Linked DNA regions of Homo sapiens: all the other regions are linked to region 2. The links are chromatin contacts, found by Hi-C in ENCODE. All regions are on one chromosome and are shown on one strand. Each heading gives the region's core, a stretch centred on a gene start or an enhancer-like site at or near the end of the contact. The rest is flanking DNA. Distances are from core to core; before and after follow the strand shown.

What was found. A loop is a pair of places that touch in the nucleus more often than their neighbours do. Pooled maps may share reads with other maps.
Region 1: a pooled map shows a loop between it and region 2 (2.6-fold over the local background). The contact joins the promoter of DNAI7 here to the promoter of AEBP2 in region 2. A Hi-C loop is called at or near these places in 3 of 50 pooled maps.
Region 3: a loop to region 2 is called in a map of naive thymus-derived CD4-positive, alpha-beta T cell, with 23 times the contacts of the local background. The contact joins the promoter of STK38L here to the promoter of AEBP2 in region 2. A Hi-C loop is called at or near these places in 2 of 168 maps with a recorded cell type or tissue (CD4-positive, alpha-beta memory T cell and naive thymus-derived CD4-positive, alpha-beta T cell) and 5 of 50 pooled maps.

What each region holds. Positions count from the first base shown.
Region 1 is chr12:25,192,585-25,196,802 of GRCh38, reverse strand. DNAI7 (dynein axonemal intermediate chain 7) reads left to right here and starts at 1,643. Exons shown (of 16, transcript NM_018272.5): 1 at 1,643-1,727. The coding sequence starts at 1,725. It overlaps ETFRF1 (electron transfer flavoprotein regulatory factor 1), which reads right to left and starts at 1,566. Exons shown (of 3, transcript NM_001001660.3): 1 at 1,466-1,566. RefSeq lists an enhancer at 1,206-1,325.
Region 2 is chr12:19,436,989-19,441,371 of GRCh38, reverse strand. It overlaps AEBP2 (AE binding protein 2), which reads right to left and starts at 1,880. Exons shown (of 8, transcript NM_153207.5): 1 at 1,002-1,880. The coding sequence starts at 1,672. RefSeq lists enhancers at 623-712, 743-792 and silencers at 1,443-1,542, 1,553-1,702, 1,763-2,012.
Region 3 is chr12:27,242,668-27,247,017 of GRCh38, reverse strand. It overlaps STK38L (serine/threonine kinase 38 like), which reads right to left and starts at 2,732. Exons shown (of 14, transcript NM_015000.4): 1 at 2,686-2,732. RefSeq lists enhancers at 1,324-1,373, 3,962-4,021 and a silencer at 2,664-2,903.

The DNA of each region.
Region 1 (4,218 bases), core at 394-2,893, 5.8 Mb before region 2:
TCCTTGGGTTCACAATGTAGTGAATAAACAATTTTGAGTTCAGCAGGGCCCTGAGGCTGCTCCTGAACTCTGCATGAAGTCATGGAGGTTACTGTTTTAAGTAAAGAGCCAAGAGTTAAGGACTAAGAGAAGCCCCCTATTATTCTGAAAACTTGGATGTGTGCGCTGGATGAGACAGCGGTTGCAGTCCCCATTGATAGTTTTTTCCCCCTGTCATTCTAGGCTAAGGAGTTAGGACTTAACCAGTTCCAGTTCCAGGCTAATGGAAAATTGTCATTTTACTGGGGGTTATGTGGTGGCCAAAGTTGTTAATCATTGTTCCCCATGGGGTAGATACAGTGAGAGCTTCAGTAAAGCCTTTCCTCTAAAAGCCCACTATTTTAAGGTAACTTGGGATTACTGAACTATCTCCTTACCCCGATGAATCCTAACTTGAGTTGACTGAGGTGTTTTATCATTAAACATTAGTTTTACTGAAACTAATTTAAAAGGAAGCCTTAACTTTCATATCAAACAGCTATGGTAAACTGAGTAAGAACTCTGTACGAAGTCGCTATTAAAATGTTTTTATCTTGCTACCAGGATATGGATGTAAAATGCTAATAACTATTACACAACCTATAATAGTTACAGGTTACAATAGGGATAATAACACTTTAACCCACAAAGACTAGCTTAGTCCTACTACTTATCTATGAATAATGCATGTAGTCAATAACACTGGAAGGGATAGAGCATTATAAACTTATAATTCAGAGATGAGAAATGGTGCCAGTAATTTAAAAGTATTTCAGGTCTCATAATGCTAAAACAGGGTGTAGGTATGCCCTACAATTACAGAGAACTCAGTCGGGCTTGAGGAGAACAGCCTCACTTAATTGTAGTTTTCCTGTCGGTGTAAGGTGCCGGCGTTTCTTCATGTGGGAGGAGACTGAAATTCTAAAGGTTGTGTGGTTAGTAAAATTAGTCTGTGACCTCGGGAAACTAATGAGTCTTTGGGGCCTCAGCGATCTTCATGTTAAGGAATATTTTAGCCAGGAATTGCTTCATTTTCAATTCTTGTTTAGGGCGCTCTTAGGAAAAAGGACGCGTACGCTGCACAGAAAGTAAACAATAGAGCAGAAAGAAGAATCCGAAGGTCATTAATCTTAAAATAACCAACCCTCTGGAGCCAACTTATTTCTCTCTTTAAATTGCGGAATGAGCCCCATCCCCCTGCTGGATTAAACCGCAGAGGCCCAGGCCTCCCACCGGGTGTCCGCTGCATGAACCAGTCGCATGCCTGTTTCCTTCTCGAAACCCTCACAGAAAGACCCAACACACTCTAGGAAATAAACCGTCAACGTCAGGAGACGCTCAGAACCCTCTTCCCACACCCGGTGGTCCTCGCCCAGAGCATATTTCGCCTCCAGACCCCAGGATCCGGGAAATGGAACAAAACTCCCCGGCGGCGGCACTCACGCACTTTCCGGCACGCCGGAGCCGCAAAAGCCTCGACCGCTACGACTCCTCTGTCCGTCTACTGCGAAGCGGGGTGGCGTTGGGGGAGGTGGGCAACCTGTCAGTAAAGGGGGCGGGGCGCCGGCCGGAAGAGCCTCCGCGCGGCTGCGCTCTTTTCCTGGAGCTCAAGTGGGCGGGGCCTGTCGTCCGGGCAACCCGGGAGCGTTTGTCCACACAATTTCTGCTCCGACTCTGCGGACTACTGCAGTGGAGCTTGACTCTTAATGGTGAGCAAGGCAAATGAGGCAGACAGGTGGAGGGGCGACCACTGATTCTGCTTCACCAGTGTTAAATAATGTAATCAAGAGCCAGTCATATTTTACAGCGAAGCGGGTCGGTTTGGGAAATAACTCATACCTTGGGGTGGGTCGGCCCTCTTCTCAGCAATGGCTTTCCTTACCTGGACCAGGCGGACAGGTAGGAGTCCCAAACCAGTTTCTGCAAACGGGAGATGGTCAAAGCTGTCACACGGTATCCTGATCTCGAATGTTGCTAAGCTTGAAAATTGGTCCCAACCTAGTAACTTTCAGTAGTGATAGACGTTCCCACTAAATTTTCTTATTGCAACTTGGCGGAAATGTTTTAGTACTTCTCCAGCAGTTAATTAAAAGCTAATGCAATTTACTCTGCTTTGAAAAAATATTTTATGTCGTCTTTTGTGGGAATATGAATTGTTTTGTGATTCAAGGTTCTCATCCTGCATTAGTTAAATATGATAAGGCTTCTCATTTTGTTTTTCTGCACTCCTCAACTGCCATGTTTTCAGCAAGGAGACAGGCCAACATGTAGCTATGAGAGTATCTCTGATTTTCTTAAATGTGGTTTCCATCAAGACATTTTCTATAATTAAAACCAGAGGAAGTGGAGAATGTAATTACTTATTTAATTCATTAATTAAGGGAAAAATGTGGAGTGCATTCTTTGTACTTGGCACTGGGCTAGAAGCCAAGAATACCAAGAAGAACATGACGACAACTCTGCTTATAGGATACAGATTAAACAAATTAATTACAATACAGCTTTACAACTGTAACAATTGAAGCATCTAAAATGGGGTAACACACAGTTGGAAATGATGAAATTTCAGTGAGGGGAAACAAGGGAAGGAGAGTGGTGCTTTTCAACCTGTTTTAAAGTATAAATACGAGTTTTCCACATATGGTGGGAAGAAATAGGGAGTGGAGGCCTGGCGCGGTGGCTCACCCCTGTAATCCCAGCACTTTGGGAGGCCGAGGCGGGCAGATCACGATGTCAGGAGTTCGAGACCAGCCTGGTCAACATGGTGAAACCCAGTCTCTACTAAAAATACAAAAATTAGCCGGGCGTGTTGGCGCGCACCTGTAATTCCAGCTACTCAGGGGGCTGAAGCAAGAGAATCGCTTGAACCTGGGAGGCGGAGGTTGCAGTGAGCCGAGATTGTGCCACTGCACTCCAGCCTGGGTGACAGAGCGAGACTCCGTCTCAAAAAAAAAAGAGAAAAAAAGAAATAGGGAGTGGAGAGCATTCCTGGCGGAATGCAAATGGACCTTAAGTCAATTTATAATTGCTAATAAATTGGGGGAACAGTAAGCACTTACTTGTTACCTTCCAATTTGTTACCTGAGTTTCTTCTTCTTCTTAGATCCTTCTCCCAATGTTTCTCAAAGTGTGGCCCATGGAACATTTATTTCTAATGCACCCGGAGTACTTGTTAAAAATGCAGATTCCAGGAACCCACTCAACTCCAAATCTACTGTATTAGTTTCCTAAGTCTGCCAAGTAAGGAATTGCCACAAACTGAGTGGTTAAAGAAAAGAAATTTATTGTCTCGTAGTTCTGGAGACTAGAAGTCCAAGATCAAAGTGTCAGCAGGTCTGTGATACCTCTGAGGGCCTTAGGGAGAGATCTGTTCAGACCTTTCCTGGCTTCTAGTAGTTTCTTGGTTTGTGGCAACAAAACTTCATTCTTCACATGGCATTCTCCATCTGAGTATATTAAAATTATTATTATATAAGGACACAAATCATATTGGATTAGGGGCCCACCCTATTCAGTATGGCTTCATCTTAATTTAACTAATAAAATCAGCAGTGACCCTGTCTCCAATTAGATCAAATTCTGAAGTACTGGGGATCAGAATTTCAACGTATGAATTTTTTTTCTTTTTTTTTTTTCTTTTTGAGACTGTCTCGCTTTGTCACCTAGGCTGCAATGCAGTGTCACCATCATGGCTTATCGAAGTCTCAGCCTCCCTGGTTCAAGCAATCTTCCCAACTCAGCCTCCTGAATAGCTGGGAGTACAAGGCACGTGCCACCACACCCAGCTAATTTTTAAATTTTTTTAGACAGGGTCTTGCTTTGTTGCCCAGGCTGCCCTCAAACTCCTGGGCTCAAGTGATTCTCCCACTTTGACCTCCCAAAATGCTGGGATTACAGGAGTAAGCCAGTGCACCCAGCCAACATATGATTTTTTTTTTTTTTTTTTTTTTTGAGGCAGAGTTTCGCTCTGTTGCCCAGGCTGGAATGCAATGGCGCGATCTCGGCTTACTGAAACCTCTGCCTCCCGGGTTCAAGCGATTCTCCTTCAAGCGATTCTCCTGCCTCAGCCTCCCGAGTAGCTGGGATTACAGGTGCATGCCACCACGCCCAGCTAATTTTTGTATTTTTAGTAGAAACGAGGTGTCACCATGTTGGCCAGGCTGGTCTTGACCTCAGGTGATCCCCCTGCCTCGGCCTCCC
Region 2 (4,383 bases), core at 631-3,130:
TTTTTTAAAAGTACATTAAAAACCAACTAACCCAAACAGATCAAAAGTAATGATAAGACAATTGAAACATACACTATCACACTTTTTAAATGTTCTGAAAAAATGCGCATTTTTGTCACTCTCCAGTTACTTCTAACAAGCTTTAGTAAGAAAAATAATACTCATTCCTTCCGAGACCTCTCCAATGCATGACTTTAAATATTATCATTTAAAATCATGACTCTCATGTTGAAACATTACTATAAAGCCGCAAACTACGTTGTACCTTCAAGACTGTATTTTGTTACGATTCCAACTCTCTGATTCCGCAAAGTTATCTTAAAAGGCCATCAATTCACTATTCTTTTCCACAACCATTTATACGTGTTTAAAACTTTTTCCCAGATATGCTCCCAAAACAAATAGAAAAGATTGTTAAAATCACGTTGGAGACCACATGACTGACTACAAATGAGGGATTTGGGAGGCAATGATTTAATATAAAAGAACAGTCCTTTTTTTGTTTAAGTAGAGAAAAGTGATAGCTGGGGTCTCTCCCATGGACAAGGAAGTTCTGTTAAATCCAGGCGAGACCAGCCATATTGGAAACACTTGTCAATTGTAGTTCTGACAAGTGTTCCCGAACACGGTTGGAAGAAGCTAACCTTGAGTACCGACGTGTGTACATCAAGGCCCTCTTCTGCTCCGCCAGAGGATCTGGGCCCGTTTGGGGACTGTTTCCGAGTTAGAGCCGTCCTGAGGTCCGTGAGGAGCGAAGCGCCGAGGGGAAAGAGGGCGGGGAAAGGAGAGTTGGGGGGGAACGGTTTGAGAGTTGGAAGCCGCGATGCGCTGCGAGAGGGGCGCGGCGGCGACGGCGAGAGATTTCCGAGTTGAGAGTCTGGGGGAGGGGCCGAGGATTCGGGGAGCAGGGGGATCGCGGCAAAACGTCGCCTTGGTCCCCCTCTGAGGGGCCCGGGAGTTCAAGAGGAGGAAGGGAAGGGGAAACGCTTCAGAGCACTGACCTGTCCTCCGAGTCCATGCGGCTCAGGGGTTCCCCATCCGACGACATCTCCAAGCTGCCCCGCCGGCCCCCGGAGGTCGCGCTGCTTCCGCCTCCCCCAGTCCCGTAGCCCTCGTCGCCGCCGCTGGAGACTACGCTGCTGCTACTGCTGCCGCCCCCGCCGCCGCCCTGGCTGCCCCGCGGTCCCTTGGGCTCCTCCAGGCCCTCCTTGCCGTCCCCATCCCCGCTGCTGCTGCTGGCGGCGCCGGGGCTCAACGAGCGGGTCTCGTCGCTGCTGCTCCCGCCGCTGCTGCCCACCAGGCTCTCGGCGCTACTCTCCTCCTCACCCCCGCCGCTGCTGCTGCTCTCATCTTCCTCCTCCTCGTCGTCCTCCTCCTCGTCTTCGTCCTCCCCGGCCTGGCTGGCGCTCTCGGGGCTCGGCTCCGACATCGTCTCTGCCTCGCCGCCCCCCACTCCTCCGCCGCCGCCTCCGCCGCCCCCACCGCTGCCGCCGTTCAGCAGCAGCGCCGCCACCGCCTCGGCCTCCGCCTCCTCTTCCTCCTCCTCCTCTTCCTCCTCCTCCTCGGGGGGCTCAGCCCGGCCCCGCGCCGCCGAACCCGGGCTGCCGGGGGGCAGAGGGCTCAGGCGGGAGAGCTCCTCCAGGTCGGCCATGTCGGTGATAGCGGCGGCCATGGCGGCGCCTGCTCCTCCTCCTCCTCCTCCTCCCCACCGCCGCCTCCCTCTCTCGACTCTCTCTCCCTCGCCCCCCTCCCAAACGCCCAAAACTCCGCCGACGCCGCTGCAGAGCAGGAGGAGGGCCCGCGAGCTGCGTCAGCCTGCACACGCGCTACGGAGCCCGCGCGGGGACAGGCGCGCGACTACGCGCACTCACACGGAGACTGCTGCGCGCCTGCGCGGCGGCACGAGGCAGCACCTCCCCCGGCTGCGGGTTCTGCGCCCCCGCCCCCGCCCGGCGCCCGCCCCGCTGCCCAGTGCCCGCCCCCGCCCCCGCCCCGGCGCCTGCAAGTGCTCAGCGTTTCCTCGGGGCCTTCCCACGCCCTGCCGGGCTTCGAAGCCCAGGGACACGCGGACTGAAAACTCCAACGCTGGCCGGGGATTTTAGCAGCCTTCCGAGTTCTCACGATAAACTCATTCATTCCGGGGGTGTTTGAGGAGTGTCCCCTCTGTACAGGAGCTGAGCCAGGAATAGAACGAGCCTACAGTCTACGAAGAGAGCGGTTTAAAATGGGCAAAAATTAAAACACTACGGTGTAAGGTACTAAATTTTTATGCGCAACACAGGGCGACAGGTTTTAATACACCCTATGTTTGAATACCCCTGGAGATGTTGACATCCTGAACCCAGAGCAAACATCTTGGTTCAGGGTCCTCAAACTTTTTACTTCATGAGCCTTCTAAAACAATTTCGTAAAGCTGTGTATGTTCTTATACAGTTTAGAATGACAGCTACATTTTTCCGGCTTATAAATATTTCATCTGTCGCATTGTTTAAATACTGTATAGCCAATGGATTCTAAATACCATAGGGATTTAACACCCACTAATATCCATTTTTTTAAAATACAGTTTGGAAAATACAATTTCCAAATATTGTTTTCTGGAACTCATATTGACGTTGCATATCTCCTCTAGAATTTTATCCTAGTAATATATTTTATATTTGAACTATTTTGATCGTCTTACTTGTAATAAAAATGTGAACATAAATTGAAGTATCTGGGTTGTTTTTTATATTTTCTGTGATCATAAAGCTCTTATTTCAACCGATCAAAACAAATCTATTTCAAATGTTTGTAAGTACTAAACACAAAAGCAAAATTTTATTGGCAATGCATCTTGCAGAAATGAACTTGGGTGGACTTTTTTCTAATATACATTATGACCTTCAGTGGATGGATTTTTTTGAGAAATAGTTCAGCATCAGTTCTATTCCAAGTTTTCAATTCCATGGATATAAGTGTTGAGAAAACTTGTTCGCATAAAAAAAGCAGATGAGAATGAATGGAGTTTTGTTATAGTAATGCCACACAATTCTTTGAATGCCTTTCGCATTATATGCCCAAAAATCGCATAAAGATCTAACAAAGAAAAAATACTTTTAATGATCTGTCAGCTGACAACTCTGATTAGGTTCTCTTTCAACTTGTTGAAAGCAAGCAACTGAAAACCACCTGACTTGTGAAAGGATGTGTTACCCCATTCTTATTCACCAGTCAATTGTGCCTTTCTTTGGTGTCCTGGAGGTTTTTGCATAACCGGGTATTGCACCTTACTAAGATTTAGCATGAGGAAGAATTATGCCTTTCTTTTGTAAAGTAGGGAAGAGGTCATTGGAAGAAAGGAGACTGGAAAAGAGCCCACATTACACCCTGACCCAAGGACACATTTTCAGGCCAATTTTAGGGATGCTTCTACTCAAGGAAAATGAGGATAGAACTGACTGCCTGAAAACAGAGCCTCCATGCTCATTTCCCATTTGGGAAAGTCGTCATATACCGTGAGTACCCAGTATTACATCCTCTGCCTTAGGCCTTTGGACAACTGTTATATAAAATGTTGCCTCTAAGGGAATGCAAAAATAATAACATGGGACATCATTTACAGATACCTTCAGAGGCACATACAATGTAAGGTATTAACTTCCAACATTTTAAACCTCAAAGGCAATCTTAGATAAGGAATGTATTAAAGTGAAATACACTGTAAACTGTAAATTAAAAACTATCAGAAGGCCGGCAGGGTGGCTTATACCTGTAATCCCAGCACTTTGGGAGGCCAAAGTAGGAGGCTCACTTGAGCCCAGGAGTTTGAGACCAGCCTGGGTAAAATAGCGAGACCCTGTCTCTACGGCACACCTGTAGTCCCAGCTACTCAGGAGGCTGAAGTGGGAGGTTCACTTGAGCCCTGGAGGTTGAGGCTGCAGTGAGCCATGATCATGCCACTGCACTCCATACCTTTCCTCACCCATCATAAGGGTCATGGCCAACACTTCTACAACAAAAGACAGGTTAACAAGAGAAAAGTGTAACAAATTAATTTAATGGAAGTCTTATGTGACACAGGAGCCTTCAGAAGTAAAGACCCAGAGAAAGCTGTCCATTTGTATGCCTAGATTCAACAGAGTGGACATCCATGTAGAAATGTGATTGTACAAAAAGAGAATGAACTAATAGTAATAGACTGAGTGTGGAAACCCAGCAAGGCCTGTCCAGATTCGTCTTGACCTCTCTGTGTAGCATTCCTTCCACACCCAGGTATAGAGCAGACTTCTCTGGAATGAGAGTCTTCAAATGAGAAGGCAGAGAGTGACCTTTCTTCGTTTCATGGCTTACTTTGTGGGGAAAGGAGTTCTGGTTTATATGACTAGCCTAGGGTGAGTAACA
Region 3 (4,350 bases), core at 1,483-3,982, 7.8 Mb before region 2:
CCCTCCTTGGCTTCCTCATAAAACACATTTTCTATGGTATTTATTTGGGTAGGTATATTTCTCTCCCACTGGATCACATCTCCTTGAAGACAGCAACCACAGTTCGTCCGAGTGTACAGAGTAGCAACCACAGTTCGTCCGAGTGTACAGAGCAGCAAACACTGTTCACTGTTGCCTTTCATTTCTCTCCCTCTAAAGATTCTGAACAATAATACCCTGTCAATTAGCAAACTTTTACCTGGAGACAGAAGGCTTATGCAACCAGTGCACTTAAGTACTGGTCATACCTTGCTAAAGACTTTCTTAAGACTTAAACAAAAATTTTGGGGGGAAGAAGAGGAGGATATGCTTCATGTTTATAAACTAACCAAAGACAGATTTTTAATTTTTTAAAAAAGTTATGTCTTAAAAGCTTGCTTTCATTATTTCATTCAAAAAGACCATGGTGCTTTTAATATAAAAATACAGAAGCATAATTTCTGCATATGTCAAGTCTAACCTAATCATAACTTGCCAATCTGCTGATTTTAATGTAATCCTAAGGATGCTAGACAACAATATGCTTGCTTGATTCACCTGACACTATTTACATAAAATAAAAGCATTTTAACAATACATCGAGATGCAAATCTTTCTGGCTCTGATTTGTGCCCTTTCTCCCTCTTAACAAAAAGTGCCACACACACACAAAAGAGCCTCCAACTTATCCTGGATCACTGGGGAGGCACTTTCTAAGGTGCGTTATCCAATTTCACTAACACAATGATGCTCTCCTTACTTTAAGAGAACAGAACTTTTCTGAAAGCAAACAGCTGAACTGAGTCCATTGCTTTGTTATCATTTTTTAGGAAGTCCAATTTCTCCTTTGTTCTTACAGTGTCCTACCTTTAGAAATCAAGTTTTCAGCATAAAAACTAACAAGGACATCTATTTGTTGGCACAAATCATCTCAGTCTCCATTCTTTGACTTATTTTAAAACAAACTCAAGAGCAAATGGCTAGAGAAAAACTGCTTCTATTTAATGTGTGTTTTCTAAGTCTAATTTTTTCATTCCTAGTGGCAAGGCCTTTCAAAAGAGTACAAAAACTACACCCAACTTTGCTTCTCATTCTAAACACATCACAACCAAATGGGAAACATTATCAGCCATCTTAACAAGGAGAAAACAAAGCTAAGTGAGGTCAAACCAAAACATTTTTTAATTCATTGTACCTACCTATTTTGAGATCAGGATTTTTCAGATGGAAGTAGTTTGATGAACTTATGCAATAAAATTATGTAATATCATAATTTAACATAATATTTTAGACTAACTTCTCTCTCCTCAAATAGTCACAAGGGTGGCTAATTCACATACAATACCTCTCAGCCACTGGGGAGAGAGTATAATAAACTTAATTGTTTTACATATCCTGAGGCACAGAGAGAAAGGCCAATCAAATTCAAAGAGGTTTACAGTACCTTATATACATATATGATTGAGACAAAGAACTTTCAAGAATCTGTACTGAGGAAGCAAAAATGGGCTTAAGTACAATAGGCCCTGCCTTAAAGTAGAGAGACCGGTCAAACGTAAGCCCCAGCGCCAAAAAAGACAAGGTCTCACTCATCAATCCCCATCTTACAATCAAGAGGCAGAACTTAAATCACTTAAAGCTGTTTTTTCAGATTTGAGCAGTAAAATAAGCTAATAGGCCATTTCCGATTAAGTGGCTTCTCTCAAAACTTATCACAAGTTATGTGAAATGGGTAAAAGTGTTGGTTCTGCATTTTATCAAGTGAGAAACAATAGCATCCTACTTTTGGACAAGCCACTACTTCCAGAGCCACTAGCCCTCCCCCCACCTCCCACTTCTTTTTATATCATTCCTCCAAACTTAGAACCCGAAAAGCTATTCCACAAAACAAAAGCAGCACCAGTAAAAGGGGAGGCCACTGGTTTTGAAAATAAAGTTTGTTCTTTTGCTGTCAACCTGGCAACTTTTTAAAGGTGAAACGTGCCCTACTCAATCGGTTATACTCTTTTCTACTCCCACACCAAATAACCACTCGTTCGACCTCGATACTAAAGGTGAAAAAAGGAGTGGGAGAAATGATTTTGAAAGGAAGGGGCTACGGGTGCAATGGTAAAGACAGATTCTAAGACTGGTTTTGAGCACTCCGTGGCTTCTAGGAGCTGGGAGGCTTTCCTGAGTCTGTCTTGAGAAATGTTTGGCAATCTGACGCATCAGTTTTTAGGAACGGTACACAAACAGCCCCCACAATTGAAGAGCCATGCTTCGGATCCTGGCTCTGGGTGACATCGGCTGGAGGGCACGGGACGGGAGCGCTGGGGCTACCCGGAGAGGATCCGCGACATTTGTTATTGTTTGTGAAGCCCAGGCGGGGACCCGGAGCGGAGTGCTCGGGGGCCGGGGAGTGGAAGGAGAAAGGAGCAGAGGACAAAGATTCCTCCCCGGGTGCGAGGCTCCCTCTCTGGACACATGGGGCCAGTATCACCCCGGGGAATAAGAGGGCCAAGGCCGTCGCCGCAGGTTCCCCGGAGACATTTCCAGCCCCAGAATTAGCCCGGCTTTCCCTGGACACCCAAAGACACCTAAAATCTCCTCCTGCTCCTGCTCGCAGAGTTGGGGCTGGCGCGGCGAGCTCGGGCCCTCAGCCGAGCGCTACATCCGCGAACTCACCTGCCTCCGGTCGCGCCCGCGGCCGGCTCAGCCTCCGCACGGACCGCAGCCGGCCGGGCGCCCGTCAGCTCCCTTCTCCCCGCTCCGCCCTCGCCCCGCCCCCGGGAGGTGGGACCCGCGGCCTCGCCGGAATCTCAGGGCGGCCTCCCTGAACTCTCGCGAGCCTTGCCTCCTCGGCTTCTCGGTGGCTGGGTCGGTCCGACTCGCCCTGACGTCATACGCACCACAGCCGGAAGTAGCCTTCTGTCGTCAACGCCCGTCTTCCCGGCCCCACCCATCTCCGCCTGGTGAAGGCCAGACTGGTTTTGAGGGAGTTGACTGAACTGTCGCCACTTCCCCTCTCACCAGCCTCACCTCACTGCCGTTTTTACGCCAAACCTGTTCAGGCCTCTCTTGAGAGTGGCCTAATGTGTTGCGACATTAGTCACATTCTAAATGTCATCCGAATTTTTCAAACAGTGCAATGCAAAGAATGTTAGAAATGGAAAGAGAGAATTCACGCATTTTTCAGATTGGGAAACAGTTGTCAACAAAGATGGATCAGCTAAGTTGCTCAGTCGGTAGCTGTGGGGACTCGAAGCCACCCAGGTTCCTTGACGCTTCCATTTCACCATGAGGGGACTCCAGAGACTGGAGAGGAACCAGGATTTGTAAATGCCACAAAAAATACATTAAAAACCTGTTTGAGTTTTCTTGGAAAATCTAAAATAACTACAGTACTGGCCTGCTTTATCAGTAGGATCTGAGAATTGTGCAGAAGAGCACTCCCCTATAGGATGACCCAAAAGGGACAACTTTGGGAAGGTTGATGCAATTTGCGTCTGGGGACAAAACTGGCCTTTGGGAAAGCCAAATGAGAGAATGACTCCCAATTATTGTTGGCAAGTTTATCCTCAATATGAGTATTGGAGGTCTTATAAAATATTCTTAGCTTTTAGCTTACTGAGACAACGTATGAAGCTGGTACTGTGCTTGCAAAAACTATCACTTAGAAATGCCACCTGTCATCTTTAGGTTTCCCAAGAGCAGGTGACACGAGCAAAACACCTAGGAAAGAAGCATTACCTCATTTCTCTTTCTTACACTGTGCTTTTTCATACATAGCTTAGTAGTGGGAAAAGCTCTAGTTTGGTAATTAGTGTATTTTTGGGGAGATCAGCTCCACTTATATGGTCATTTTGAAACTCAAATGACAGTTGTCATATACAAGCATAGGAGGTTTAATTGTGATCAGACAAGCTTGACAGGCCTATACACCCTTCTCCCTGTACTGCACGCATACACATACCATTCAAATGCTACGATAAGATTGAGAACAGTGTATGGTTTGTTCCACAGCAAATTTATGTCTTCAAATGTGCCATACTAGAGTAATATGAACTAGTATAGAGTAGCAGTCTAGGTTAATATGGGATAGCCTAAGACTTTGACCTCTAGTTCCTAAATTCTCCTAAATTGAGACCATTGTAAACAAATTTCCCTGGGAAGTTGTTGAAAGTACCTCAACTGAAACAAATTAGAGCTATGAACCAGAATTTTGGTGGTCTATGGACCCCTTTTCAAAACAGTGTTCTTAAATGCATAAACTACCTAGGGTTACAAAGGAAATTGATAATGTTAACATACAGTTACCAAAATACTAAAAAGTGAGTTTGTAATATAATT